Linked DNA regions of Homo sapiens: all the other regions are linked to region 3. A link is a loop called in an ENCODE intact Hi-C map of the cell type or tissue named here. Cell type or tissue: A673. All regions are shown on one strand. Each heading gives the region's core, and the rest is flanking DNA. Links, peaks and the distances in the headings are about the cores only.

Region 1 (7,886 bases), core at 1,705-6,704, 560 kb after region 3:
GATCTGCCACTGACTAGCTTTGTACCCTCAGTGAAGACTCCAAGGCTCAGATTCCTGATCTGTGAAACAGGGGAAATTCTACTGGCCATACAGAGTGGTAAAGATACAGTAAGAGAATACATGTACACTGCTTTGCTAGTACTAAGAGGTCCATAAATATCTGTTATTATTTTTCAGTTTTGCTGTTTGAGAGTCTAGATGAAATGATGATAAATGGAAAATCGGTATTTTATTGTCTAATCTGGTCTTTTTTTCTCAACCAGAAATACATCTGACTTCTTTCGTATTCTCAATCTTAAAAACAAAGTCCATGGTGATTCACAGCAATAAAAAGAGTCATGCCTGCTCTTGACTGAAGCCTTCCTATGTTATAAGCAATTTTAGTAAAATCATATCCTTGTTTGTTCCTCGTGGCAAAACTAGTTTTATGCTTATTTTGCTAAGAAAGAAATGGACACACAGAAAGTTTAAACAACCTGCCCAAAGTTACATAGGTGATAAGTGGCAGCCACGGGGCTCAACGCCCTGCCTGACAGCTCTCAGACTCGATTGCGTCCCTGGTCAGCTACCGTGAGGAGCACACACCAAGTTCCCAAAATGCTTCTGCTTCTGCTGAGGGGCACAAGACAGGTATATGCTGTCACCACTTGGTGACAACTGCCCTAAGGCCTCTACTGCTTCAACATACAGGTATCACAAAGTCATTTTCAAAGATAAAAATGACACCTCATATGTATATGAAATTCCTTAGGAACTATCGGGACATACTCCAGGCTGCCACCTACATTGATACTGTATTTGAAAGTTTGTAGAACTTTCAAACTTTCTTATTCTAGGAAAGCTACTTTGTTACTCCAGGAAACTTTCCCAGTACCTAATAAAGAGTCTCTGTGGTTAGACTGCTCCTCTATGCTTCACTGCGTCAGTGGAAAATGGAGCATCTCTTCCTGGTGCCATTGAGAGGAGAGAGATCTTCTTTCACTCTCCACCCAGTGAACTTACTCATCCTTCAGATCCTGCTGGGAGGTCACTTCTGAGAAGACTTCCTGCTCCCCCTCACATACCCCAAAGTCACTCACTTGTCCAGCTTTGTAGTTTTCAATACCATCTAAATGATGCCAATTCCCAAATGGATACTTTCAACCCAGACGTCTCTCCTGCACTTGAAATGAGATCGTTCTGTTTGGACAGATAACACATAATTTTTTTTTTTTTTTGACAGAGTCTCACTCTATCACCCAGGCTGGAGTGCAGTGGCACGATCTCGGCTCACTGCAACCTCTGCCGCCCAGGTTCAAGCAATTCTCCTGCCTCAGCCTCCCTAGTAGCTGGGACTACAGGCGCCTGCCACCGCACTCGGCTATTTTTTTTTTTCTTTTTTTTCTTTTTTTTTTTTTTTTTTTTTAGTAGAGACGGGGTTTCACCATCTTGGTCAGTTTGGTCTCAAACTCCTGACCTTGTGATCCACCCGCCTCAGCCTCCCAAAGTGCTGGGATTACAGGTATGAGCCTGTGCGCCCGGCCTGATAACACATAATTTAAACTTATCATGCCCAACACTGAACTCCTGATTTTTGTCCCAAAAACCTGCTCTACCCTCAGTCTTCTCCATTTCAATTAATGGTTGTTTCACCGTTCCGTTGGTCAGGACAAATGTCTGGCAGTCACTTATGCCTCCTCTCTCTGTCTCCTAAGCCCCATCCAACCCATCAGGAGATCCTTCAGGATGGCTTCAAAAGACATCCTGAATTCTACCACTTCTCAATGCCTCGATAGCTGCCACAAGGTCCAAGCTACTAATCTCTTTCTCCGGGAATCTTGGTCTCCTGGTTTCCCTCTTTGACCCCTAAAATATTTTAAATCACAAGAGTCAGAGTGATTCTGCCATAAATAAAACGGTGTCACATCTCTGCTCTAAACCTTCCATGACTCTGGCTTAGTCCAAGCAGACGTTTCAATGGCCGTAAGGTCCTACATGATCTGCCTCCCATTACCTTGGGGGACACAGACAACCCACAAAATAAGTGCTACGGAAAAATATGAAGAAGGGACATGAGAGAAGTGGCATTGAGAGGAGCCTGTGACTTTGACTAAAATTCTAGGCTCTAAGGGACTTTGGCCAAGTCCCCTAGACCTGTATTCATTCCCTTCCAGTTATGTTAACCTCCTTGAGGTTCCTTGAACTCACCAGATATGTTCCTGCTCTAGGGTCTTTGCATTTGCTATTCTCTAACCAGAGTAGCTCTTCCTCCGATGTCCACATGGCTCTTTCCCTCCTTTATTTAAAGCTTTAAGCCATATGACATCCTCTCAGTGAGACCCTCTGTGACTACACTAGTCAAAGTCACAGGTTCCTCCTCAGTGCCACTTCTCTCACATCCCGTCTTCATATTTTTTCCATAGCACTTATTTTGCGGGTTTTCTGTGTTCCCCAGCTCAAATATATTTCCACATGGACAGGGATCATTATCTGCTTAGCTCACTGATGAATCCCCAGCACCTAGAATAGTACCAAGCACAGAGTAGACAGTTAATAAGTATTTGTTGAGTGAATCAAATCAGACCACCCATTATAAAATCACTTAACATATCTCTTTGTAGCCTTTCTCGTCATTGTAATTGGTCAATTTTGTTAATTATGAGATTACTTAATGTCTCTCTTCTGCTAGATTATAAGTAACAAAGAACTGAGACTGAGTCTTCATACCACTAATCCCCTAGCAACTTGCATAGTGCCTGTATTAGTCTGTTTTCACACCGCTATAAAGACATACCCAAAGCTGGGTAATTTATAAAGAAAATAGGTTTCATTGACTTACAGTTCCACATGGCTTGGGAGGCCTCAGGAAACTTACAATCATGGCATAAGGGGAAGGGGTACGTCTTACATGGCAGCAGGCTGGAAAGACTGTGCGTAGCAAGAGAAGAGGGAAGAGCCCTTTATAAAACCATCAGATCTTGTGAGAACTCACTCACTCTCACAAGAACAGCGTGGGGGAAACTGCCCCCATAATTCAATCACCTCCCACCAGATCTCTCCCACAATACCTGGGGATCACAATTCAAGATGAGATTTGGGTGGAGACACAAAGCCTAACCATGTCAGTGCCATTACTTAGAAGATGCTTACCAATATGTGTTGAATGAATAAACTGCACCAAGAAGCAGTTAGCATTGGATTCTAGTGCAGGCTCCATATTTGTGACAGCATTACAAAGAGATCATCTTCTGGAAAAAGTGCCCTGATGAAGCAATAAAGGGTTGCTAGATACATTAGAAATAGACAGAAAACCTAAATAAGAACCACATAGGTGACAAAGTACTTAAGGCAAATATATAGATGGTTATGCCTGAGTACAATTGAGAAGGGTTGTTTATGCGTAGGCGCGATTTGTGTGGGTTTTGAGGTGTGTTTTTTCTTATCTTTTTTCTTTCGTGTGACTACAATAGTATCATCTTTCTTCACTCACTTGTTTGCATCTGGGAGGTATCAAAACTTCCTCAAGGAATAAGAAAAAAGAATGTTACAAGATTATTTCAGAATATTCCAGATACATAAACAAAGTTACAAATCTGAATTGTCTGAAGGCTAAAAGGGAAGTCAGACAATTTTTCACTCTTAAGAATAATTTGGTTTGATACTTTTAAAAAATAGGTTTATATATTTTTACTCCTAGCATACTCTGGAGAGTCTTTTTAAAACTGCCTTAGCATAAAAATACATTAAACTTGCTTTGAAGTTGGGAAAAATTGGTTTTCCTAGATTTTTCATTGGTGTTATACTGCCATCTAGTGACCACAAAATGTATGACTTACCTACACAGCTGAAAGACGAACACAGGCTGTCCAAGGCAAAATCCCCAAGTAGCTTATCTAGCCTGTCAAGGTCCCTTTCCATCAGTTGAGAGGGGCACCCTAATAGACGAATGTTTGTTCTTGACATGTCCCAGCATGAAAAACTGAATTTTTATGTTTGTCTATCAAACACGCAACTTTTATAAGTAAGTTTTTGTTGATAAATCACTTTAATCAGACTTATGAAGGAAATGCTTTATTGGGAGTTATAAACCGTTAATCTCTCCACTACTTCTGACTTCATAGTAATCAGGGGATTTCTCATGTCAGATGGACCTCAAAAACTTTCCCATTTACTTCAATCCAGAGGAGCTGTGAGAACACTGTAGTAAAAGGGAGGCATAGAGCAACTTCTTTCCATCTAGATGTATGTGAAGAAAAATACTTCTGCTTATTTCCTGACATTGACTATAATCATAAAATGGCTGCATTTTATAAAATTATTTATGTTCTAATAAATATATATGATTACACTCAACTGACCCTCAAGTCCCTGGAAAAGGCTATTTACCTTTTGTGGAAAATGAAAAAAAAATGTCTTCAGGATTACAGTACACTCTAGCACACTCAACAAGCCAGTAAAATCTGAAATGAACTATACCCTTTCTGCCAAACGTTTGTCTAGCTTATTTGCCTTCATTTCTCATCACACTTCATTTGTGATTTTAAAAAAGTAACTTGTCTGGTTGGTTGGTTTTATCTTTTCCTCAATAATTTCCACATTTATTTCTAAGGATAACATAGAAAGAAAAACACCATATGATACAGAAATTGGAATACATTCCCTTACTTGCCTCTTATATAAACACGGAGGAATTGGTGGTGTGCACTTGTAAGATCACCTTGTCTGGCTAACATCTGAAATGGACAGTTCTGAAATACAAGAAGTTCTCTAACTTCCACAGGAAACCTCTTCAGAATGGATGCACATTTACGAGAGCAAAGAGAGAATGGCAGTGCAGGCCTTATCATCTAGAAATCTGTTCCCATCAAAGAAGCAATAACTTCTCTTCTTCTTTTATTCAAGGGCATAAAATGAGTGCTTCTCATGAGTAGGATAACTAGAATTATGAGTAGCGCATGTTCACAGTATAGATTTCTAAGAAGGAACAGTAGGCAAGGTAGGCATAGAAATTCCAAAATCAGAGACTGAACCTTCTCTACTTAGGTAATTCTTTAGTAAGTAACAAGTAATTAACTAATTTTATTTTACTTTGTCTTTGTTGCAAAATTGTAAAATAAAGTTGATCTTAAATGTTTGTTAAGGAGATTATCATTACATGTGTCATTACATACTAATATGTCTTTTTTTTTACAGTGTTTGAGGAAAAGATTGTTTTAAAATGGTTCCCTTTGTGTTTCACCCTGTTCTATGCATAAAGCAATAAGGAGATTTCTAAATACCTACAGCCTTTGTGTGCATTTCAGAGCATCTTTTCTCCATCCGTTTTGTGTCCTTTAACCATAGATTACCTCCTCCGAAAAGACATCCTAATCAGATGGAAGTAACATGAGAGTTTTTTTTTTCCATTTCTATGTATAACTTTAAATATTTTACAATAAAGGAGTAGAAGTTCAAAAGCACAAAATACCAAAAATATATCCACAAAATAATGAAAAACCAGTGTACTAGAATGGAAGGCTTGTATTAAGAAGGAAGGACTGATGGAGATTGTGGTGGACTTTGCAAACCAGGCTAAACAGCAGGGACTTCATGCTCAAAGTGAGTGAAATTCAATTTAACAGCTTAATTGGAGCAAAATATCGTTGTTTTTATTTCTTTTTCTCATGATATTTATTTTGAAATTTCAATTTATAGTAAAGGAAAAGATGCAATTTTTATATTTGTCAAAGAGTACATGATTTTTTAAGTTGAAAAACAGTGCGTACTCAGAAAGAAGCAGCCACTTAAGGTTGAAAAGGGCAGGTCTTAGGAAAATTACTTTGGCAGCAATAAGAAAGACAAGGCTGAAGTCAGGGAGTCTAATTAGGGGGCCACTGACAAAGTTCAGATACAAAAGGCAAAAGGGCCAGGCCTGAGTGGTAGTGGTTAAATGGAAGAAATAGGAGATGTTTTTTAAGAATTGATTTTTTTTTTTTTTTTTTGAGACCGAGTCTTGCTCTGTCGCCAGGCTGGAGTCCAGTGGCACCATCTTAGCTCACTGCAACCTCTGCCTCCCTGGTTCAAGCAATTCTTCTGCTTCAGACTCCGGAGTAGCTGGGATTACAGGCACGCGCCACCACACCTAGCTAATTTTTATATTTGTAGTAGAGACGGGATTTCACCATGTTGGCCAGGATGGTCTTGATCTTCTGACCTCATGATCCATCCACCTTAGCCTCCCAAAGTGGTGGGATTACAGGCATGAGCCACCACACCAGGCCAGAAATGACGTTTTTTAAAGGTGCATTTTCTTGATGAACACTATGTTATATGAGGCGTTTACAGAAGCCAGCATATAGTATCTGTAGTATTAGGTAGATTCCAAAATGACCTCCAATGACTCCCACCTCCTGGTCATCATGCCTTATGTAATCCCGTGTGTGTGTGTGTGTGTGTGTGTGTGTGTGTGTGTTAGGATTGGACCTAGTAACTTGCTTCTCATGAACAGAATGCAGAAAGAGTGATGGGGTCTCACCAATAGCCTGTGAGGAACTGAGACTCTCAACCCACCTCCTGAGCTGAGAAACTAAATCCTGCTAAGAATTACCTGCTCAAGCTCAGAAGCAGATCCTTCCAACTGTGTATTCAGATAAGACCACAGACCTGCTGACGCCTTGACTGCAGCCTTGTAAGAATTCCTGAAGCAGAAGACTCAGGTAAGCTATGGCCAAATTCCTGACCCATAAAAACTATGAGATAGTAAACGTGTGTTGTTTTAAGCCACTAAGCTCAGGTATAATTTATTATCCCACAGTAGATAACTACTATAGTATCCAATAATATCTGTTGCTGAATTAAATACATAATACGCAAAAATGAACCATACTTAGTGTGGAAAACAGCATAAATACCCCTTAAAAGAAATAACTTTAGGAACTGGTAAATCTTCAGAGATAAATTTTGTAACCCTAAAGTTACCAATAACTTATTAGCTATTTCCAAGAACCTTGAATTGAACTGTTTCTCGAAAAGAAGTTTTCCATTTCGTAGGAAAATGGAGTCTTCAAGTTCATTTATCAAAGTGCATATTTAGCTCCTATCACATATTGGTTCTGGAATCTTTGGTAAACATGCTGTGATAGTTGCAAAGATGGCCACATGTACACGCCACATGCACCTGTGCATACACACAATCAGCAGTGTGAATGAGCACATCTGTCTTGACATGTTTGCACACCTAAGTATATGGCCTCTAGTGGTAAAAGATTGATGCTTGGACCCACATGCACACATCCACTAAAGCAACGAAGCACACACCGAATCATCACTACTCAGTATGTGCACCTGGATACACACAGATAGAGACAAACAAAAGGAAGTGTCCCGATCCCAAACGGAAAAGTCAGTTTATTACTCCAGATCAGCACTCCTCAAATGGTGCTGTGGATGTTAATCAGTTAAGCAAAAAAATAGGTACAAGATCAAGTAAGTTTGGGAAACATTGTCTTAAAGTGTTAAATGTCTGTTTTCAATATGCATCTCCCAAAACACTGCTCTACAACTGTTTCCACAGAAACAAAAGAGGATTGTAAAAAGCAAAGATACATTCAAAGATTAAGCATTTCACTTTGTTTCTTCAGGTCCAAATACAAACAAGGATTAATCCCATTATTGCACTGAGCACAATATAGTATAGAGCTTTTTTCTAACCATATCTTCACAGCAATGTTAAAGTTCCCATGGGTATAAAAAGCTAGGATAGATGAGAAGCAAGCAGATGACTAGCTTCCCTACCCATAGAAACATAATCACTTCACCTCCGACAGTGGAGAACATAATAGCTCTGTCTCCACTTTGAAGAATGCAGTGACTGTCCTGCAGCCTGCGCATAATTACTTCCTTTAAGGCTTCTGCTAGTCCCCAGCCTG
Region 2 (7,886 bases), core at 1,312-6,311, 960 kb after region 3:
TCCCCCATCCAACCAATGGTACTCATCCCAGTAGGTCAGCCACCACTGTCTCGCATTTGCACTTTGGCCATAGACTTCTATCTGATTTCCCTGAACACACTGTTGTATTTCCTGCCACACCCCACCCATAGCCTACTACCCCATGCACACACATGCAAAGTCTACTCATCAGAGTAAATCCAGAGAGATCTTTCTATATTAAATTTATTCACTTCAGGCCAGGTGTGGTGGCTCATGCCTGTAATTACAGCACTTTGGGAGGCTGAGGCAGAAGGATTACTTGAGGTCAGGAGTTCGAGACCAGTCTGGCCAACATGGCAAAACCCCGTCTCTACTAAAAATACAAAAATTAGCTGGACATGGTGGTGCATGCCTGTAATCCCAGTTACTTGGGAGGCTGAGGCAGGAGAAGCACTTGAACCTAGGGGGTGGAGGTTGCAGTGAGCTGAGATCACATCATTGCACTCCAGCCTGGGTGACAGAGAGCCAGACTCCAACTGAAAAAAAATAGAAATTAAAAATAAATAAATAAATAAATTCACTTCAGTGACTACCCATCACTTATAGGATAAAATCTCAGGTTACAACTTGACAAGGCCCTTCCTGACTACACACTTACCTCTCAAAATTCATTTCTTATCTCTCCTCAACCTTCCTTTCAAACCTTCCTCCTTCACTCCTTTTGTCTTGTTGCCTTCCTAGTTATACACAATCTCACTCACCCTGGCATGGAAATCAAACATGTATTTGTTGAAGTTAGACTAACTGACTGTTCTGTCACACACTTATATGTGAGACCTATGTAACTTCTCTGAGCCTCAGTTTCTTATCTGTAAAATAAGAATAGTAATAGCATCTACTTCATAAAGAATAAACTGAAATAGTCTGGGTGTGGTGTCTCACGCCTGCAATACCAGCACTTTGGGAGGCCGGGGTGGGTGGATCCCTTGAGGTCAGAAGTTTCAGACCAGACTGGACAACATGGTGAAACCCCATCTCTACTAAAAATACTAAACAAAGTTAACCGAGTGTGGTGGTGCGCACCTGTAATCCCAGTTACTTGGGTGGCTGAGGTATGGAAATCACTTGAACCTGGGAAGTGAAGGCTGCAGTGAGCCAAGATCGTGCCACTGCACTCCAGCCTGTGTGATGAAGTAAGAGTGAGACTCTGTTTCAAAAAAAAAAAAAAAAAAAAGCTAAAATGAGGTCTTTAGGGTGTGTCCTAACCCAATATAACTGGCATCCTTATAAGAAGAGAGTGTTTGTGCCCAGACATTTGCAAACACAGATCATGTGAAGACAGAAGACGCCATCTGTAAACCAAGAAAAGAATAAGAAGAAATCAACTCTGCCATCCCCTTGATCTCAAACTTCCAACTTTTAGAACTGTAGAAAAATCCATTTCTGTTGTGTAAGCCACCCAGTCTTTGGTAGTTTCTAATGGCAACCCTAGCAAATGAACATACCAATACACTAGAAGATGTCTAGCATGATGCCTCGCAAACAAGAGGAACTCAAAAATCCTTGATTCATGAAACTGAATCATCCCATGTTCCTCCAATACCATGAGGAAATGTCCTAACGAATTGGAGCAACACTAACTAACTAAGCCTTCCTTCCCCAACTAAAGATACTGCAGAAATGTGAGATTAAACCAAAATCTAAATATAGACACCATGTTTCAAATGCTTGCAAATCATTTCCCTTTCCTTCCCCTTTTAGAAACAGATGGCAGGAAATCTTAAAAGTTGTTTCATAAATAGCTGAAGCAAAATTAGAATATTTACAATACCTATATTCTAAGGGACTTTGTTTCTGGTTGATTTCATCACTGTTATTGAGTTAATAGGAGTAGGTACTTGAAAAGGTCATCTGAATTGCTAGGGATATCTGTAACCAGGCGTTAGATACCCTCAAGTTTGTCAGGTGCCCAAATTTAGCATGAAAATAGTGGAGGAGAAGGAAATATTCCGATAATCAGACAGACTCTCTTGAGGAAACAAGTTTCACTCCCTCCTTAACCTTCTGTTGATAGGCTGAAGAAAACCTAAAGCAGAGAACCAAATGAAATGATTCCTTCACAGTGTAGGTAGGAATTGAGCACAGAATTCTCAGATGTAGCAGTGAAAGGTAGCTCAGAAAATTATTTATTTTCCATATTGGCGAAGCTTAAAATGTTATAGTACTACAAAAACAAATAAAGCAATAACTTTCATTTCAAAAAAAAAAAGAGAAATTATTCTCCTATCTCTATTATGCTGTTATGTAAGCATGTAAAGGTCATTTAATCTCTTTCCTTGGAGCAAAAAACGAAACTCCCTAAAATCTGCAGACTCACTGAATATGATATCTGCTGAAAAATTAGATGAACTGACTCAAACTCTGCAATGAAACAGTTTTATTGTTGCCTCCCATTTAGTTTAAAATTTCCAGTGATCTAACATTTCTATAAAGGCAATATTAAAGGAAATGGTTTTAAAAAGCGTGAACATATAACATCAATTTTTTTGACAACACAGCAATCTTATTTGAGTTTCCCAATCTTGTAATTTTAAAATAATTTCAGAAAACAGAAAAACTATTTCCCACCAGAAACACCTGCTTTCTTGTTGTTGTTGTTGTTTTTGAAACAAAGTCTCACTCTGTTGCCCAGGCTGGAGTGCAATGGCACAATCTCAGCTCACTGCAACCTCCACCTCCCAGGTTCAGGCAATTCTCCTGCGTCAGCCTACCGAGTAGCTGGGATTACAGGCGCCCACCACCATGCCCGGCTAATTTTTGTATTTTTTGGCAGAGACGGGATTTCGCCATTTGGCCGGGCTGATCTCGAACTCCTGACCTCAAGTGATCCACCTGCCTTGGCCTCCCAAAGTGTTGGGATTACAGGCGTGAGCCATTGCTTAATGAGATAACCTTTATAAAGCAGCAGCATAATATCTGATATATGGTGGGCATGTAGGTATTTAATAAATATTAATATCCTTTCCCTGCTCTCCTTCTTGAGAAAGAGAAAATAAAGGCACCTAGAATGTCTCTTTTCAAATTCACAGTTAAAGAATTTTGGTTATGCAATGTGGCTTCATTCTCCTATTCCCTGCCTAAAGAGGACTGTATACAGGTATACAGCAAAAGCTTCATGTTGCACTCAAAGATCTGGCATTAGGGAGGAGAAGGAGGAGGAGGACGACGACGATGATGATGATAGTTGAGGTATATTAGTCGAGGTCTCATATTTTAAATTCAGTCTTTGGATGTTTAGATATATCAACCTCCTAGCACAATACCTGAAACATACTAAGTGCTATTCAAATAATACCTCACTTCGCTTCTTTCGTATCCGCTATAAAGCCTTTTCCAATATGTCACTAAAAGGAAACATGAACATCTATCTCCAAGTGTTTAGCCAGAAACACTAAATATTTGTCCTATTTGATGAGAAAAGGTGACAGTCTGCTGTCTCCCTCTGACAAATAGCTAAAGCAAAAAAAGAGAAACAGCGCTACCCAGTGGGAAGTCTGAGAACTGCACCTCTGAATGCAAACATGGTTTGGGGGACCTCACAATCAAGCTGTTCAGCTAGCATGAGGTAAGTCAGCTCCTAAGGCTTCTAGATAGTTTGCAGCCCCCAAAAGCATAGGGACGGGCATTGCATCCTGCCCAAACCTCATTGCTTACTCTAGGAAGCAGCTGCTAGAGTGGTGCAGGGGATGTGGTGTGGAGCAGAGGAGAAGGAAGGGGCAAAGAGATGGAGAAAGTTTCATGCCACAGAATACTTTCTCCTAGGGACATCTCTGAGCTTGCTTGAAATAAACATTTTGATAATCTACTTGGGGAAAAGGGTATAGGTCGTCCAGGGCCTGCTCAGGTAACAAAAGATAAGCATTAGCCAGACATGGTAGCACACGCCTGTATTCCCAACTACTCGGGAGGCTGAGGTGGGAAGATCGCTTGAACCCAGGAGTTCAAGACCACACTGGGCAACACAGTGAGACTCCCTATAAAAAATTTAAAAATCAGCCATGCATGGTGGTGCATGCCTGTAGTCCCAGCTACTCAGGAGACTGAGGTAGAAAGATGACTTGAGCCCAAGAAGTCAAGATTGCAGTGAGCCAAGATCACTGAAGTCTGGGCAACAGAGTGAGACACTCTCTGTCTCTCTCTCAGAAATAAAAAAAATTAATAAATAAAAAAAGTTAAGCCACCAGGAAAGGCCCAAGTTCTCAGAAAATCCTACAGAATCTACAAATACCTGGTGTAAACTGTTTCCTGTGGAAATTAGGGAAGGGAGAAGGGCGAGAAGATCACAGCTACCATCTTGGTTCCTTCTGAAAGCCTCACCTTCATAGCTGCCCCTCTCTTCCTGTCCTGTGAGGTGGCAGGTGACAGTAATGAGTGACACACTACTTCTTCAGGCTCTCTGACTAACCCCAGCTTCAACACTTCCCTGTTTCTATGTTCCATAACTATGTTATTGACCAAAGGCCCTCAAATTCAAGACATCTGACTGTCCAGAGGCACAGAAGCAGAGCTGTAAGACAGGTGTGAGAATTATCCTCCCAAAATTAGAAAAACAAAAAACTAAAAGAGAGAGGATTATCTTGGGGAAAAATGAATTGAAGCATCGTTATATGATTTGCCAAAACAACACTCTGAATTTAGCATTGGTGCCATCTGAGCCTCTGCCAAGGAAAAACATCTAATCAGAGCGATTGAGCAAGGTGCTTTTTGCCTGCTATGATGCTGCTGAACTTAATCAAAAAGCACTTATCAAGTATTTAATTACATGCAGTGCTGTGGTGGATACCCACAGAGAGAACTGTGTTTGCCCGACCTCTTCTCTTCTGTGGTTTACAATATGCAGAAGTGGGAGGGTTGGAGACAGGAAGGAAGGTAAAATTTCATGAGTTCCTAGAGTAAGGGATTTAATCCTTACCATCACCTTTTGAGATAAGTCTCATTTTGTCCATTGTACAGATAAGGAAAGTGAGGCTCAGAGGAGTAAGTTATAGGAGCTGGGACTCAAGCTAAGTTTTCTGACTCCATGCTGTTTCCCTGATACCACATCGTCTCTGGGAGAAAGAGAGGCCATTATGGGCAAATGTGCTCAGAATAAAAGGACCCCCTAAAATAATAAGTGATGTCCAAGCATTTAGAGATGGAAAGCAGAGATATCTATATCATATAATTTGGGATCAAAGAAAGTATGTTCTGTAGACATTCTGAAAAGGATTTACATTTTTTGTTGTTCTTTTTAAGAGATGAGATCTCACTATGTTGCCTACTCTGGTCTCAAACTCCTGGCCTCAAGTGATTGTCCCGCTTCAGACTCTCAAAGTGCTTGGCCTCTCAAAGCACTGGGATTACAGGTGTGATCCACTGCATCTGGCTTAAAAAGGACTTCTTTATTCGGACCCTAAAATTTGGGGTGAAAACTTTCTGTTTTGCTTATCATCTCAGGCTCGAGGTATACCATCAAGTAGTGGCCTGAGAAGCTGTTTTTCTCTCTTCCCTCTAGATGATTTATGAAATTCGGAGATTGCTGTTGGGATTGAATGCTTGTGCCATGGATGGGAAATCATCCACAGACCCAGGGGTGTTATGGGAGTAAAGTGGCAAGGCTCTGACAAGAACCAGAGCAAACCTGCTCAAATATGAATCCACTGCTATTGGTGCTCTAGTAACATGACAGGAGCCCATCACCCACGTGGCCACATGCTCACCTCCTGGAATCAGCGTGCCACTCACTGTCAGCATGGATGTTTGAGGATGTGGCTTGTCCTCCCCTGCCTTGCCTTGGGCATGCTGCGCTGTTCATTTTCCTACCAGCCCTGTTGGTGTTTCACACAGATCCTCCTGTGGACATATTGATCTAACTCATGAAGACCATGAGTGCTGGCCCTTCACTGCCCCTCAGCCTTCTCCTCACTGTTCCTCCACACCTCTTCTTTCCATCTGTCTCTTTCTTTCTCTCTCTCTCCTATTTATGTATTTATGTATTATTAGAGACAGGGTCTTGCTCTGTCGCCTAGGCTGTAGTGTGGTGACACAATCATAAATCACTGCAAACTTCAGACTCCTAGGCTCAAGAGATCCTCCCACCTCAGCCTCCCGAGTAGCTAGGACTACAGTAACAGCCACCACATCCAACTAACTTTAAAAAATGTTTTGTAGAGACAGAGTCTCACTATGTTGACAAGGCTGGTCTCAAACTCCTGGCCTCAAGCAGTCCTCTTGCCTTGGCCTCCCAAAGCATTGTGATTGCAAGTGTGAGTCACTGCATCTGGCCATATCTCTCTTTCTAAACTATCCTTCTTGCTTTGTTTGATTTCACTTCCTATCTTCCATTAGTATCTTATTTTTACACCTTTTCCCTTGTTTTTCTTTGAGTCCAATTCAACACCATTCGTTGTGTGTTCAATGCTGGGTTGTGCGTGATGGGTTACACCTTAGAGTATCTACAGTTTGGTTGAGGGGGATGAGGCAGAATGATGAAAGTCTTGGTGATTGCAGGAAATAATTATTATTAGGGGCCAGACAGAAAAAATGTTGCAAACTAGGGTTTAAATAGATGAGAAAAACTCTTAAAGTTTTAAAGGTCTTCTTTTAGACCATGTAAACTCTGAATCTCTAGCTTAAACACTGTTGATTTCTCATTAAAAGATAAACATCAGTTAAAAATGTGTAACGTATGAGAAAAAATACTTTCTTATTTTGATACGGAGTTTCACTTGTGTTGCCCAGGCTGGAGTACAATGGCATGATCTCAGCTCACTGCATCCTCTGCCTCCCGGGTTCAAGCAGTTTTCCTGCCTCGGCCTCCTGAGTAGCTGGAATTACAGGCGCCCACCACCACATCTGGCTAATTTTATATTTTTAGTAGAGATGGGGTTTCACCATGTTGGTCGGGCTGTTCTCAAACTCCCGACCTCAGGTGATCCGCCCGCCTCAGCCTCCCAAAGTGCTGGGATTACAGGTGTGAGCCACCATGCCTGACTGAAAAAATGCTTTCAAAGAATTTATGATTGTTACTTCACTAGTCAGTTTCTCCAGAGGAACAGAACTAATAGGCTACATATATATATGAAAGAGAGTTCATTAGGAAGAATTGACTCACTTGATCACAAGGCAAAGTCCCACATTAGGCCACCTGCAAGCTGGGGGAGAAAGCAGCCAGCAGTGGCTCAGTCTGGGTCTGAAAGCCTCAAAAGTAGAGAAGCCAACAGTGCAGCCTTCAGTCTGTGGCCAAAGGCCTGAGAGTCCTTGGCAAACCACTGATGTAAATCCAGGAGTCCAAAAGCTAAAAAACTGGAGTCTGATGTCCAAGGGCAGGTAGCAACCAGCACAGGAGAAAGATGAAAACCAGAAGACTCAGCAAGCCAGCTTATCCCATCTTGTTCCACCTGCTTTGTTCTAGTCGTGCCAGCAGTGGATTGGATGGAGCCCACCCACACTGAGGGTTAGTCTTCCCCTCCCAGTCCACTGACTCAAAAGTTAAGCTCCTCTGGCAACAGCCTCACAGACACACCCAGAAACAATACTTTACCAGCTATCTAGGCATCCTTCAATCCAATCCAGTTGACACCTAATATTAACCATTACAAGTCCACCCCTTGTCAACTTGAACCCATACACATCTCCTGAAATCATACTTAGTCTCCAAATACAGACAATAATAAGGTTGTAATTATGCCTAACGTAATACAGCTATCCTTTGTACAACTGGAAGCACGCTAATGCTTAACCTAAATGCTATTATATAAAGTTAACAACACTTAAATGCTGATATGAAGTCAATAAATCTTATGTAACATGATAAAGGAAAAAGAAAGGAGATAAAATGAAGATATTTCCTTTGTACAAGTGTATGTATGCACAAACATGTTCTT
Region 3 (7,886 bases), core at 1,363-6,362:
GTAATAGGTCATTTTAAAAGATGCTTTTTAAATACGGTGAACACATTTTCATCACAGATTTCATCAAATCTACCTATTCATTTACCAAGTCAGAAAAATATAAAACCAGTTATTTAGTATGTTGGCAATAGCATTTTTACAGCAACTAAAGAACAGCTGCCAAAGCGGTTCTTACAGAATTCTGAGAAATGGAAAATGAAGCTGAATAAGAAAGGTAACAAGAAGGGAAGAGAAGCCTAGGGTGAACTTCATTTTAATTTGGAAAGACAGGTTTGTTTATTTCCTGGTAAAGTATTAAACTCCAGGAGATACCTTGTAATTTGACCTATAAATGCTTTTAGTGAACATTCCAATTTAATTGATTTAGATCAAATAATTTCCTTTCCAAAGAGTTTAATAATATATTATTTTTGAATGTCATTGACAAAGAGCATGATGTTTTATGTTACAGAAAAGAAGTCCCAAGAGAAAATGCTTTGATTTTAAAAATTATTTTCTCTCCATGTTTCTCCTGTTTTTCTGTTTTGTAGCCATATCCTCTTAGAAAAGACACAGGATTTTTTTCTTTACTAAAGATTTGTTTCCTTTAATTAACTTATTTAAGACTGGAGTAATACTGTTTGTTACCTATTAAAATAAATTTGGAATTAGAATTTGAGCAAACTATCAGAGGAAAAAAGAACTCTTTCCAATTAAGTCCATTTTCCGTGGACTTTTTTTTGACTTGTAAAGAAAAGCAGCCATCATTACACATTACAACATTTCTAATCACCTAGTTCAAAAATTCATAGTGTTTGAAATTTTTCTTGTGCATAAAATTAAAATTGTATACAGAAATATAAATTTACCTAAGCAAATTAAACTGTATACTTAAGGATCCATCAAAAATAGCCGTCCATATTCTAGAAGACAGTAAATAATGAATAAATGCTTTATACACGTAGCAAATGCTGACAGATACGGTACTGGACTTGGCTGTCTTGTCAGCAGAAATTGAAAGATAAATTGAAAATCATAAGTTTAACTTATCAGACTGTAAGCTGTCAATAGGCAGGATTCCCTTCTATTGTCTTAAAAATTCCCACACATTTACATTGTCCAAAGCAGATGCAAAATAAATATTTGATGAAAGAGTAGAATAAATGAACCTGTTAAAGAGATTTTGAGGAGAAATAAAAGCAGACATAAGTAAGAGTATTTCAGCATGTATGACTACTAGAAAGTAACAGAAAAAAGAAGTCTACCAGAAAAATTCCAACCTAGCTGAAAAAACAAACAAGTAACATAAAAAATTCTCAGAATAATAAAGGAACAGGAATTGCGAAGCCAGGACTCTAATTTCAACTGTTATTAACTTCTTGTGCTATTTCAGTTACCATTAAATGTTTTAGCCTCAAATTTCTCATTTCTGAAATGACAGGGCAGGCTTAAAGAATATCCATGGCCCGTTTTGCCTAACAAATTGTGATTGGGGTTCCTCACGTGGGTATCTGAATGGCTGTGAATGAAACAGGGAAATAAAATGAGCCTAGTCACTTATATATTTTGAAAAGATTTACTTAATATTTCTATAAAGAAGAATTCAATCTTCACCTAATAAGAATGACAGTTTTATATTCATTTTCTTCCTAATCCAAAAGTTTTACATGAGAAAGTATTACTATAGTAGCAAGTACACTATCTTTGGAGACAATCAGAATTAGAATAAAATCCAGGCTTTGACACTATTTTAGAAACTGCAAATTAATCACCCAGATTTTCACTGTCTTTGTCTGCAAAATGAGGATAATATCTATGTCATACAGTTCTTTTGAGGATTCAAATATCTATGTAAACTATGTGTGTATGCCTAAAATGCCCAGTGCATTCTCTACCATTGGATCACAATACATGACTGTAGGGAAAAGAAAGAGAGATCAGACTATTACTGTGTCTATGTAGAAAGGGAAGACATAAGAAATTCCATTTTGACCTGTACCTTGAACAATTGCTTTGCTGAGATGCTGTTAATTTGTAACTTTGCCCCAGCCACTTTGCCCCAGCCACTTTGCCCCATCTTTGAGCTCACAAAAACATATGTTGTATGGAATCAAGGTTTAAGGGATCTAGGGCTGTGCAGGACGTGCCTTGTTAACAAAATGTTTACAAGCAGTATGCTTGGTAAAAGTCATCGCCATTCTCTAGTCTCGATAAACCAGGGGCACAATGCACTGCGGAAAGCCGCAGGGACCTCTGCCTTGGAAAGCCGGGTATTGTCCAAGGTTTCTCCCCATGTGATAGTCTGAAATATGGCATCGTGGGATGAGAAAGGCCTGACCGTCCCCCAGCCCGACACCTGTAAAGGGTCTGTGCTGAGGTGGATTAGTAAAAGAGGAAAGCCTCTTGCAGTTCAGATAGAGGAAAGCCACTGTCTCCTGCCTGCCCCTGGGAACTGAATGTCTTGATATAAAACCCGATTGTACATTTGTTCAATTCTGAAATAAGAGAAAAACCGCCCTATGGCAGGAGGCGAGACATGTTGGCAGCAATGCTGCTTTGTTATTCTTTACTCCACTGAGATGTTTGGGCGGAGAGAAACATAAATCTGGCCTATGTGCACATCCAGGCATAGTACCTCCCCTTGAACTTAATTGTGACACAGATTCCTTTGCTCACAAGTTTTCTTGCTGACCTTCTCCCTATTATCACCCTGCTCTCCTAGCGCATTCCTCTTGCTGAGATAGTGAAAATAATAATCAATAAAAACTGAGAGAACTCAGAGACCAGTGCCAGTGCAGGTCCTTGGTGTGCTAAGTGCCGGTCTCCTGGGCCCACTATTATTTCTCTATACTTTGTCTCCGTGTCTTATTTCTTTTCTCAGTCTCTCGTCCCACCTGATGAGAAATACCCACAGGTGTGGAGAGGCAGGCCACCCCTTCACATGACCTCTATTAAGATAAAATTAGATCATCTCAATGGAATGTTAATCATAATGCAAACACCGCAAATGGCGTGCACGGGCAGAAGTCATGCAAATTAGGGAGTTATGGAGTTTTACTGCTGTAAGTAACCTTGGGAGTATTATTTTACAGATGAGAAAACTGAGATCTGAAGAAATGATCTTTTCAAAAGTTTCCTGCTAGTTAAGGGTTCACTTGTAGCAGGAACCCAGATGTACCAACACACTGGGACATAATGGAACCTCAGTTATCCCACTTACAAGGGGTAAAAAGAGACAGTATAAAAGTAAGTTTTTATAAAACTAAGAAAAAATACATAATCTTAAAATACTATATCATCAGCTATTTAAACAGTTTTGACAGTATATTTTCACACTACCTTCTTGGAACCTATGATGACGATATTTTCTAAAATCTGATGAACTCTGCGCTATCAGTGAAATATTGATTAAGTAATAGGATTTTATTTTTCCACCCCTTCATTAGGTGACAAGTTATAAGAAAAATATTCAAAGAGTAAATGTCAAATGTGTGGAAAATCTCTCATTAGCCTGACATTTCTCTGGTCCATGTAAGATTTTCCTCATGCCATAATATTTATATTTATATTAATCATAAGAAGCAATTAATTTGCATTATTGATAGAAGACCAATGATTACTATTATTAATCAGATTAGTATCCTGACAATATCTTTATCACAGACTTCAATATAAATCTAATGCTCATAATAAAATATACTAGAATGAAAAATAATGTTGGATAATGGAATAGTTAAAATTATGAATTACAAAATCAAGTGAAAGAATAAAAACAATCTGCAGAAATTCATGACAAAATTTCACTAAAATTATTTCATGGATGAATTTGTATTGTTTTTATACTGTGTTTTCCACCAAGGCAAATTTCTCCCGTGTATCAATCGTTTATGCATCAGCAATGCCACTAGGTGTCAGTATAAGCTAAATGACTAGCTAATATACATTTAACTGATATACTGTCTTAACTGAATGAAAAGGGCACATTCTCTAGATATTTTATGGAACATATAACTAAACTGTCTCCAAACTATAAGTAATGTTACTCTATATTTTTGTCTAAAATTTTTCATATTTTTCTAAATTAAATTCTATTTCTTTAAGATTTCCAGAGCAGTTAGTCGAAATCTGTAAGAGTAAATTAGAGAGTAGGATTAGGCAAAAGATCATGTTGCATACCAAATAAACAAAGGAAAAATAGAGGCTCTGTCAAATAGATCAGTCTTAAACTTATTTATAAAAATATATTAATGTAAAATCTAGCTAATCAGATAGGTTATTAGATAAAACACACATTTTTAATAACAAGCCATAGATTTCTATCTGTTAAATATAACATGTAAATCAAACTGCTAATGTTAATATGAAATACATTGTATAAATATTTAGGTACAGTTCTACTTAAACAAACTGCACTGTTCTACTTAAACAAACTGCACTGATCACAAATCAGACAGAAACTAGGGTTTTCCTAAAACTCAACAACTGCAAAGATCTTTAGGTAGGATGCTGTATGGTTCTGCAAATATTTCACAAAGTGCTTCAGTGAAATTTTATCTGCTATGCTTGGAGATTTATTTACAATCCTATTATTGAACCAAATTCACCAGAAGAAAAACCTGGATCTCAGTCAAAAAAGAGAAGCATGACTTGAATTTGCTGACCTGTAGAATGTGTAGCTTGAAAGCCTTTTCTTTGAACAGATGCATCAGAAACAAACCGAACAAACATTTTATTTCCAGTAGCCACAAGGGGATCTGGTATCTTGTTGCCACACAGTCGTCCAAGAATCGGTGACTTTTCTGTTTCTCCATCAAATACTTCTAAGTGGTCATAAGCACATTCTTGATGCTGCTCAATCTCAAATTCACTAAAGGCCTTTTTTAAAAAGAAGAAATAATTTTTTTAAAAAAAAACAAATCACTCAAAATGAGATAATTTTTGGGACAGAAATACATATCAATAAAATATGTTCAGGGCATACTAATAATTTAACACATTTACAGCATAATTAAGAAAGGTGAAATCAATAAAATATGTAATCTCTAAAAAGACACAATGAGGAAAACAATGTAATAACTTCATATGAAATTCCACTATTTGGCTATTAAAACCAATTCTACTATTGCAATTCAATCTCAGAATTTAAACAGAATATAAAAAATGGTATTTTATTCTGAATTTAATCCAAAGGATTCATCAGAAAATTTCAAACAATCATATTAAAAGATTGGGTCCTTCTGGGTTTGATAATCATAGAACCCGTTGAACATTATCCTACCCTTAGGCACTTAAACTAAACTCAATAAAGTATTATTATATTTTTACAAAACTTAAATGCAACAAATCTTCATAGCATAAATGAAAGGAGAATAATTTTCACTATATATTTGTTTATTTAGCTCTTACAAACCATATCATTAGCAAACACTGATAATACTTAATGCTAGAATATTTTTAATTTACTTTTCATGTAGATGGTACACTTATTTTAATATTGGACATCTTGGAGAGTTTGAATGCTTTGCTCTTATTTATGACATTTAAAAACTATTCTAATTTACCTGTGTTGTAATTTTCATCTGTGTGACTTAGCACATTTAAAATAAAAAATAATTAAATGTATAACACACTACAGATCACAAAGCAAAGTTTAATTGAGATGGACTGAAAATAATATTGTCCAAGCTATTAATAATTACATAAATTACAGGTTATTTGCCATTGCCAAAGGCTCTTTCCTTTCCCCAGAAAAACCATCATACATTGAAGAAATAAAGCCGCCATTCCTACTTAAGTCTATAGAAGAAAACTAAAATATTATAAAGCAAATAAACATGAAAAAGTATGAAATATATTTCAAACTTTGTTAATTTGCTATAATCCCTCCAACAAAATATTGGCACATAAATTTTAATATACTTATTTTCTTTGATACAGTTTTACTGAAGTGATCATAATGTTCAGTCTAATTGAAGACATACAAAACAAAAGAGACTAAAAATTGCTCTGTCTCAGTGTGAATCCACTGTCTATTCCATACCACACTACATCACCCACTATCACTTCTGACTTCGGAGGAGTGAGGAAAGAAATGAAATAAACAATTCATATTAACTAGGGAGTAGAAGAAAGGAATGGAGTTACTTAACGGAAGAAAGAAAAGGGGGAAAAAAAGCTGATCTCTCTTTTGTCTCTTTCCACTGCACTCTACTTAAAAAGTAGAAATAAAAAAAATTATAACCAATAAGCATTAGAGTAATTGTTTGTTATAATCATTATGGATGAAAAGGAAGGCTTACTTCATTTGATCAAAGATACTGGCTAGTACAAAAAGACTGAACATACCACAAAGAATCTCACTGGAAAGAGAAGACAGCGTAGGGAAATACAGTGAACAAGGAGACATCAGTAGAGTCTATTTATCCTGAAGCACAACATGCAAAGCAGGTGATAACTGAAGGAATGTGTCACTTGTTAATCTCTGTAACCCAGTGGAGTACACACATTGCGTAGGATGCAGAAGATTCTGAATAAGTATATGGATGTTTGCATAAACCTGTCAATGTATTTACCCAAAAACCTAGCTGACGTTTATGGCCAACCTCAAGTATGAAAATTCTACAGACAGGGCCTACTAAATCTCATTTTCTGCCTCTCATGAAATAGCAGTCTGCTTCTATTACCATTGTGTACATATATACACTCCTAACATCAGTTTGTAATTGATAGGAAACCACTATGAGAAAATTGGCTTAACCGCACCTAGAGTTCTTTACTAAATATGAAACTAAGCTTCTGAATTATAAATATAATGTTATTTCAAGAGGAAAAACATTGGTTCAGGAAAAGAATATCTGAAAACCACTGCATGTTGAGCAAGTATCTCTTTTGATTGTGATTTAAAGTCACTAATCTGTAAATATAAAGAGCAAAGAACCAGGGAAACCTGCTGCATAGAAGAGAGTATTTTAAGAAAGTTGGAGGTAGTGGCATTCTAAAGTATTTGCTATAAGTAATGGCTAAAGCTGGAATCAGAGTTTACAGACCACACATGTTCAGTCCGTTGATTGGTCCATTGAAGACTGAATGAATGAGATAAATAGGTGACTATTTTTCTTCCTAATGAAACGCAGGACGTCTGGCCTAAATCATAACATCTGCTTAACAGAACGGAGCAACACCACACAAAGTAGCATTGAGCTGGTGTGCTGGGGGCCATACTGACAGCTGGTCTGGTGCCAACTGGCTACAGCTCTTTATCAAATTACTGGTGGAATCAGACTGAGTCTGTAAGAGTCATATTAGTCAAAGGTTCCATAGCTGACATATACTCTAGTAATGCAGACAACTCTCATTCATTAAGGTATTAATGAATTTTCTTTTTGGAATAGGTAGCAACTTGTTAGGTCAAATGCCAAGGCTGGGTGGTCCTTTTCCAGAAATCAGCCTGAACTAAAAGCTCCACCACACACAAGCAAAGGTGTGACTAATTCACAGGCTGAGATCTCGGAAGTCTGTCCCTTGTATAGTAAAGATACCCACACAGAGAACCTTCCATACACAGTGACTTTACATCAACAGAAAATATTTCCAGGCCATAGAAATGTATTATAGGAACTCTTCGGAAAGGAAAAACTTCTAAAATATTTTTCAGAGTTCATGATGACAAGGTGTGATATGCCATTTATCACTTTATTCTACAACACAAGCTGAACCATGAATCTCAATATCTAAATAATAAAGAATGTGCACATTTCCAACCACCAGGAACCAATGCCGCAGAAATGTCCCCAGAAGACACTTAGTTTCCCGAAAAGTCTTGGAAGTTCACAATGGAGACAGGATAGCCAGCAAGGCTGAATGTATAAAGCTGTAAGGAACTTGGATTTCCACTCAAGCACTATCTT
Region 4 (7,886 bases), core at 426-5,425, 600 kb after region 3:
TTAATTTTCTGCCTTTGGTTATTTAGTGAGCACCTCCTGTCAGCCTTGAATCTTTTCCTAATGTGGGAGGGAATGTGGAAGAATACAGTTCAGCATGCTGGTATCCCAAACCACAAGGTTCTGCTATCCAGAATCTTGAATTTGTTAAAGAAACTGACAAAAGCACGTATGTGTCCAAGCCACTCTCTTTGTGAATGGGAATCTTCATCAGGTCTAGGGAGAAGCCACACACTCCGCATAAAAGGCTATTCAAAGTAGGCAGCCCCCAACCCCAATCCCCTCAGGCCCCATCCCAGATGGAACTAAGAGTTTCTTGATTTGGCCACTTAAACGCCTGATTATTTTGGATCGTGATTACACTGACTATATCCTTGCACTAACACATGCCAGAAAGACAAAGGATCAAAATAGTTGAACCTTTACAACTTGTTCCCAGGGCCATTTTTTCCAGGTTTCAGTTACCCAAATATACCTCTTGATTTTAATACATATACAGCCCAATGTAGACATACATGCACACAATCAAAACCATATACCAGTTAAAAACTCAAGATATTTTGTTTGCATAAATCAAGCATTTATACTCCAAGTTTTGGGTACATAAACAAAAATAATAATAAATTCTTTTCAAGTAAGCTTTTTAGACTTTCAAGAAATCCTACAGGTATTCCCACGGTCCCAGGCATATAATACAAAGGTAGTAGTAAAATTCTGCTCTAAGAGAAGTTTTGGTCTTATCACCATCACCTTCCTAACAAACAAATGAGATCTACTTAAATAAGATATGGTTTTTGATACTACTTAGCACAGAGAGCCTTGCACATAAAATATGCTAAATAAGTGTTTGGTTACCACCTAAAATTTTCTTATATGCATCATTTTTTTTTCAAATACTTATTGAGAAAGGCACTGCGCTAGGTGCTAAAGATAAAAAGGCAAATGAAACATAATCCCATTGAGATGGAAATCAAGGTTAGCAAATAAAAATTTAATTTTTTAAAGTTTTATTTCATTTTCTTGTAAATCTCTTCAAAAACTGAGAAATGGTAATAGAGCTTCATATTAACTTTGCTAAGCCTCAGTTTTCTCATCTGTTAAGTTGAGATAACAATGTTGCCTACCTCATAGGGCTAGTACGAAGATTAAATATAAATCACTTCAGTATGCCTGACAATGATAAATGCTTAATTATTATTATAGCGTTTGGCTATTATTATGATTACTTACCCCAGCAGCAGGGCTGTAAGGAACTGCCACTTTCTTTGTTATTGCCAGATAGCCTGGAGCTGAGGCTGTAAGTTTATAGTTTCCAGGTATAAGCAATCTCCAGTAATCACCATCCTTTGCTGTAGGAAGGCAGAATATCAAATCACAAAGCACATGAAATATGCAGAATTACACAATGCATAATTATGCCATCTAAGGAATACCCAGTCTAGCTCAGTTCACCTTTTTTGATTCTCGATTTTTAAAGTAAATATATAGGGAATTTAATGAAATTTTATTGAATAGGGTGTGAAACTCTCTTTACAGGCTTCATTTCTTATAGCTACTTTATAGATATCAATGTTAAATTGTCTAATAAACCTCGTACGATCATAGATCTTCTAATCACATCAGGAGCAACACAGGTAAAAAGACAGATGAATTCCCCAAGCAGCAGGGTCAGAACATACAGCCATCATGTTTTGATTCTTGCCAGGTGAAGACCTGCTGGTCAGAGAATCTTCACAGAGTGTGGGCCAAAGGTAGCCCTTGTAGGATCTCTGAGGTCCTAGTTAGAAATTTAGATTTCTAAAGACTTAGAATACACTGGGCACCCTAGTCCATTCAATCTCCCATTTACCTAAGTCAGTGATTTTCAAACTTGGGTGCAAACCTGGGAACTTGGTAAAATGAAAAATCTGATTCCAGCTCCCAGGTTCTGCATTCCTGACCAGCCCCAGGGCAATGCTAAGGTTGCGAGCAGAGGCCACACTTTGAAGAGCAAGGTTTTCGTAGACACTTCACACCTTCTCCTTTTTCCTAACACCCCTACACATCCTGTTCAACCTCCCAGTTGTTACTTTACATCTTATTTCATTGCAAAAATAGGTACAGTCAAAAAAATTAAGCCCCCATCACCGTATCATCAAATCTACCTCTAAATCTACATCTCCTTGCAGCTAGTGCCTCAATTGTCTTTTTGCTTTATAGCAAAATTTCTGGAAAGGTTTGTTCATGTTCTCAATCTCAGAATGGTTCTTTTCTTATTCTGTCTTGGACCCAGTCCAATCAGGATCCCACCATTCACTCCATTGAACAGATTTTTTCAAGATCCTCTGAACTGCTAAATCCAAGGATTCATTCACAAGGTTCATCTTAATTAACGCTTTTTCACTCCCTTCTTCTTGAAGCACTTCAAAGCCTCCAGGACAACACACTTCATTTTCTACCTTCAGTACAACACACTTCATTTTCTACCGTCAGTTCTATTGCTGGTTCCTTCTTATTATCACCTTGTCCCTGAAAAGCTGGAGTATTCTAGAGCCCCTCCTCTGATTTAATTTCTTCCCACGTGTTTATTCCCTAGGTTAGATTTTCCTAAACATTTCACATCATGGAATGTAGAGAAAATAAAATATTTGTATGACATATTAGGGCTAACAGGTTTCTTGTGGCAGGGATACTAACGCTGGGTTTCACCCTCTCAGCTAAGGGCTAAGGGGCTACATGGGCTGACATCTTGGCACAGATTCTGGCATACTGGCTGGCACCTAGTGGGCTGTTGATACATGAAGAATGAATGGAGTTTTAGAGGACAAATGTTAAAGATTTTTTTTTAATCCAAGCTATAAATGTGAAGGTTAAGAAAGAGTTGATGGTACAGAGTGGTTTGGGACATAAGTTAAAGGTTAATTGTCACAAAGTCTAAAAAAAATTGTAAAGAGTTTACAGCTAAAAAGAAAAAGTTGTCATTATTGAAAAGATCCCAACAAATGACAAACTAAAATGACCTGGATCAATGTTTATTAATGCGAGTAGGTAGACTTGCCAGAAAAATGCATCATTTTCCTCAAACTGGGGAAATGGAAATGGAGCTCAAAACCTGGAAGTCACTAACATCGCACCTCAATCCTATAAACTCTTGTTTAACCTTGAATCCCTGCGGATTTATTATACGGATTAAATGAAAAACTGTGTGAGAATTTTTAGACACACAACCCGCAGCAGTTTTCTTCCTTCCTCCTCTTTCCGCTCCCTCCTTCGGTCTCCCCATTCGCAGCTCGTTAGCACTTCTTAACAGAGACTAGAAAGTCACTGGTATTTTAACTCCAGCAGCTCCTTTTCCTTTGCCTGAAGAACCGCGAAGAATCGGCAGCCTGTGGCACCACCTCCCAGCTCTGGGGCGAGATAGCTGAGGAAAGGGCGCCATCTGCTGCACCCGGATTTCTAACGCAGCAGCCGCCCTGGGCTCCACTCACTCCGCCTGACCTGAGCCCACAAAGGAAACTTCACCAGATCAAAGCTGAGAAACGCTGTAGAGATACGAGCTATTTGTTTTGCTTAGAAGAACATAAGACTTATAATTATGATAATTAGTAATTATGCTCTTGTACATAACGTAGAGCCTCCAATTGTGGCAAAGACCCACCGGATGTAACATCGTGGTCTATTCCTTCCACGGAGATGGTGGCATTCGCAATTGGGTTACCTTGAAGGTCTCGGACAAATCCTTTAACTCCTCGGTGTATCTGTGAAGGTCAAAAATAACCAAAAAATTAATATGACCTATAAATTTATAGAAATGGCCTTAAATATGTTTCATATCAAGCATCTCTTTATTTTCCAGCAAATACCGTAGACCCCCATTGTTTAAGAATCAAGACATGCACAAAAGGCCACTGAATTTTTTGTGCATTTTATTCTGCTTTTCCCTAAATAGATAAGTGAAAATTAATGTCTTGTTTGCTTCCCAAAAAAAAGATTTTAGTACCTTCCAAATCATTTTAAAAAGTGTCATATTAAGGGAGGAGACCACTCCTCATATTGTCTTATGCCCAATTTCTGCCTCCAAAGAAGGAAAAACTAAAAGGCAGAAATGAAATCCACAAGCAGGCAGCCCGGGGCCACACCCTGGGCCTGGTAGTTAAAGATGGACTCCTGACCTAATCGGTTATGTTATCTATAGATTACAGACAGTGTATGGAAAAGCACTGTGAAAATCCCTGTCCTGTTCTGTTCCGTTCTAATTACTGGTGCATGCAGCCCCCAGTCACGTACCCCCTGCTTGCTCAATTGATCACGACCCTCTCATGCGGTCCCCCTTAGAGTTGTAAGCCCTTAAGAAGGACAGGAATTGCTCACTCAGGGAGCTGGGTTTTTGCAACATGAGTCTTGACGATGCTCCCGGCTGAATAATAAAGCCCTTCCTTCTTTAACTCGGTGTCTGAGGGGTTTTGTCTGCAGCTCGTCCTGCTCCAATATGTGTAAAGTTCTAGTCTTAGTGCATTTCATAACTTACTCTCTTTCAATTTTGGTCACCTGTGTATTCATTATATGGCTACTGTCAATTAACAAGGATATCATAATAAAAGCCTGTTAATATTAGCTCATTCTGGATAAAAAGATATATACTGTGACTGCTTTTGCATTAAATCTATTAACATTATTTTGGCTGAAAATAGAGTAGTGAGCCTCATAACAGAAAATAGAATGTTGATTTAGAAAGAAGATGGGAGAGCTGCCATTGAAAATAATCCCCCTAAATTAAGTTGTAGTCATCAACTGGCTATTATTTAATACACTGCAAACTACAAAAACTGCTTTTCTCTTTATTTTGGAAAGACAATTCATCTAAGTCAATATGTGTTTGAAGTGACAGAGTCGCTTCAGGTCTTTAAGAAAGTACTGCATCTAGAATATCAAATCGTAATGCATTAAACTTGATTACTCAACAAAATATGCACCAACCTCCCAAATGCTCAGGTTGTGCCTCACTCAATCGGGCTATAGAAAATAAATTGTCTTTCGCTACTTATGATACTTGACTATTTCCCTACAGAAGACAGATAAGTCTCCTGTAATCCTTTGTCATCAAAGAATAAATTCGGCAGTGGTACACTGTTTTATCAAAAAGATGTGCCTTGTTACCAGCAATATTTTTTGTGTGTGCCATTTTTCTTAAAAAAAAAGAAAACTCTCACACCCTATAAAAATAACATGTAATTTTTTAATGTTGCAAATAGGAAACAGTAATAATGATCATTTTATTGGCAACCAGTATAGTAGAGTAAATATATTTTTAAAAATTTAAGATTTATTCAATTCTAACTTTTCTCCATAACTAATAAGCCAACCAAAATTGAAAAGAGTTTGAAATTCAGCCATTGGAAAACATGAAACATGAAAACTTAACTTTCTGAATTAAAAGATGAAAAATCAGAAAAAGTGTAGAGAAGAAGAAAAGGGCTATATATAGAGACCCAAACTCTAAATTTCTTAAAATGAGGCCCCATTCAATAAAACTTAGAAAGATGCTAGCTGATAAAAGAGGCTTTACCCAAGTACTTTATTCCTCTTGAGGCACTATAATCCTGAAATTATCAATAGCATAAGCCTTAAAGAAAGGTTCTAATTCCCACATCATTGTAAAGTAAGTAAATCAATCACTACAAGAACATATTATTTGCCTGTATTAGGCAGAAATATATTAGGTTAATATTCATGGCTTTACTTTTTTCTGCTTCTGCAATCCAAGACTTATATTGCAATATGTGCAATATGCAGTTTAACAAATAGTTAAAGAAGTAAATGTCTGTCTGTGATATGTCAACTTTTCTGTTTGAAAAATTCCAGTGTAGTAATAAATCTCAGTAGAAGTGTATGGGCTGTGTCAACTCCCCCATGAATTCAGACTGGAAAATTCAGATTGTATGGCTTTTGCAAAAGAAATCACGAAAGTCCAAATTTCACTCATGCCTGGAGAAGCTGTTTTACTACACTTGCGGTGCCTGCAATGATTGCTCCCCAGATTCCAGGACATCTCAGTTTCAGCGAAGGCTGAAAAAGCCTCCAGAAGATTCTCCATTTTTGCTAGGACTGTTTATAGCCCCTAAACCCTCATGTACTTAGTGTCACGCAGATAGCTTGCTGCAAATGAAGATACTTCGGTCCTGCCCTGCAGAGAGTGTGATTCAATGGTAGGAGAGGAAACTCATTTTTAATAAGAACTCTAGGTGATTCTAATGCAGGTGCCCATGAACCATTCTTTTTTTTTTTTTTTTTTTTTTTTTGAGACGGAGTCTCGCTCTGTCGCCCAGGCTGGAGTGTAGTGTGATCTCGGCTCACTGCAAGCTCCGCCTCCCGGGTTCATGCCATTCTCCTGCCTCAGCCTCCGGAGTAGCTGGGACTACAGGCACATGCCACCACGCCCGGCTAATTTTTTGTATTTTTAGTAGAGACAGGGTTTCACCGTGTTAGCCAGGATGGTCTTGATCTCCTGACCTCATGATCTGCCTGCCTCGGCCTCCCAAAGTGCTGGGATTACAGGCGTGAGCCACCACGCCTGGCCCATGAACCATTCTTTAAGAAATTTTTTGAGAATTTTGAGAACTAGACTCTTTCAAAGCTACTGAGTGGAAGGGAGGCTCTTCTCCTTAGCAGACTCTCTACTCTAATTAGCTTTACAATTCTAGTCCCTGCAAACATCTCTTTAAAACTCTGCAAGGGATTTCCTCTCAAACAATTACAGAAATAGATCTCCTAATCACCTATTTTCCATGAGTTGTAAACTAGTCCAAGCTTAGATTTTAGGCCCAGGTGTTCAATTACTAATCACCACCATTGTCAAGACAACAATTACAACACAGAACTTCTGGCAGCCCTCACTGATTTTTCATCAGCCTTTGTTTTCCTAAACTGGAGTGTTCTATGATGCAAGCTAGATGAGCTGGTTATAAATACCACTCACTGCTTAGACACAGTTTGCATCCTAATGACAATGCCATATCAAGGTAGATCACATGGATCTGTGGACAGAGCAAATTCTTATTTTGCGTGGCATAAAATAGGATTGTATAACTTTAACCTTCTTCTTTTTAGCTTATTTATATATAAATTGATATTACTGTCAGATGAATTGGATGCATGCCCACCTGCTACCATAAGTATGACAAATCTCCTTTTTCCTGATGGTAAGAAGACGTGTTTTATTTGTTTTGTATTATTTTTTTTCTCAAGAACTAAGAGATGATTTAAACAGCAGCTAAGCATGTTTTTAAATTGTTGATCACAGTGATGATCTTATTGGCATCAACTTTAGTAAATCTTATAGCCCGGCTCCAAGAAGCCTTTTCCAAACTCCCGTGACTCGGTTAGGTCCCCTTCTGTGTACTGTTATTGCTCCTTGTAGCTAAGCTTTTATTGTTTTTCAGCCAGCTCTCCTCCTCTCTTGTGATTAGGTATTCTTGTTTCTGACAGCACTCGTGTGAAGCCTTCCTGAGGACGGTCACTATCCCCAGTGCCTCACAGAATGCCTGGGATGTGAAACTAGTCAATACATTTTAGTTGAAAAACTATATACATAAAATTAAAAGCACTGTATTAAGGAGTATTAAGACAAATATTATTAAACATTTAAAGATTATTAAATATTTATTAAAATAAAAAGCACTGTATTTGATATGTAAGTGGAGAACACCCCAATCAGTCCCATCTTACTTCCTCTATCCAAAAACATACTTTTCAGTTAACTTTGCTCTCAGAAGATCCATCCAAATACGGCTCTCCTCAAAGGAGACATTCTGTAGGGGTTCCCACCAAAGTTGTTCTAGAGTCATCGTGGACTGCTTATCCTTAGTTTTTGTTGTTGGAAAATACCTTTTTAAGCTAACATGCAGCAGGAA

What was found. Peaks named below come from ENCODE experiments on the same cell type or tissue, not always from the same donor. Only the 100,000 strongest peaks of a DNase experiment are listed, where the experiment ranks them.
Region 1: a loop joins it to region 3, with 11 times the contacts of the local background. A loop is called at or near these places in 96 of 110 quality-filtered maps.
Region 2: a loop joins it to region 3, with 6 times the contacts of the local background. A loop is called at or near these places in 13 of 110 quality-filtered maps.
Region 4: it touches region 3 in a loop (5-fold over the local background); 47 of 110 quality-filtered maps call a loop at or near these places.

The regions. Positions count from the first base shown.
Region 1 is chr4:165,533,114-165,540,999 of GRCh38, reverse strand. No RefSeq gene overlaps it. Among named protein-coding and RNA genes, the nearest start is that of LINC01179, 150 kb to the left of the region's middle. In A673, for the core only: a CTCF peak has its summit at 3,796 (motif pointing left); a DNase peak (open chromatin) is centred at 3,789.
Region 2 is chr4:165,127,056-165,134,941 of GRCh38, reverse strand. No RefSeq gene overlaps it. Among named protein-coding and RNA genes, the nearest start is that of TMEM192, 18 kb to the right of the region's middle. In A673, for the core only: CTCF peaks have their summits at 3,327 and 3,526; a DNase peak (open chromatin) is centred at 3,501.
Region 3 is chr4:166,088,096-166,095,981 of GRCh38, reverse strand. It overlaps TLL1 (tolloid like 1), which reads right to left. Exons shown (of 21, transcript NM_012464.5): 19 at 4,641-4,854. Among named protein-coding and RNA genes, the nearest start is that of TLL1, 220 kb to the right of the region's middle. In A673, for the core only: CTCF peaks have their summits at 3,882 (motif pointing right) and 4,750; a DNase peak (open chromatin) is centred at 3,901; H3K27ac peaks cover 262 bases; H3K27me3 peaks cover 480 bases.
Region 4 is chr4:165,489,019-165,496,904 of GRCh38, reverse strand. CPE (carboxypeptidase E) reads right to left here. Exons shown (of 9, transcript NM_001873.4): 7 at 3,635-3,734; 8 at 1,228-1,346. Among named protein-coding and RNA genes, the nearest start is that of MIR578, 110 kb to the right of the region's middle. RefSeq lists a silencer at 3,334-3,503. In A673, for the core only: a CTCF peak has its summit at 3,425 (motif pointing left); a DNase peak (open chromatin) is centred at 3,374.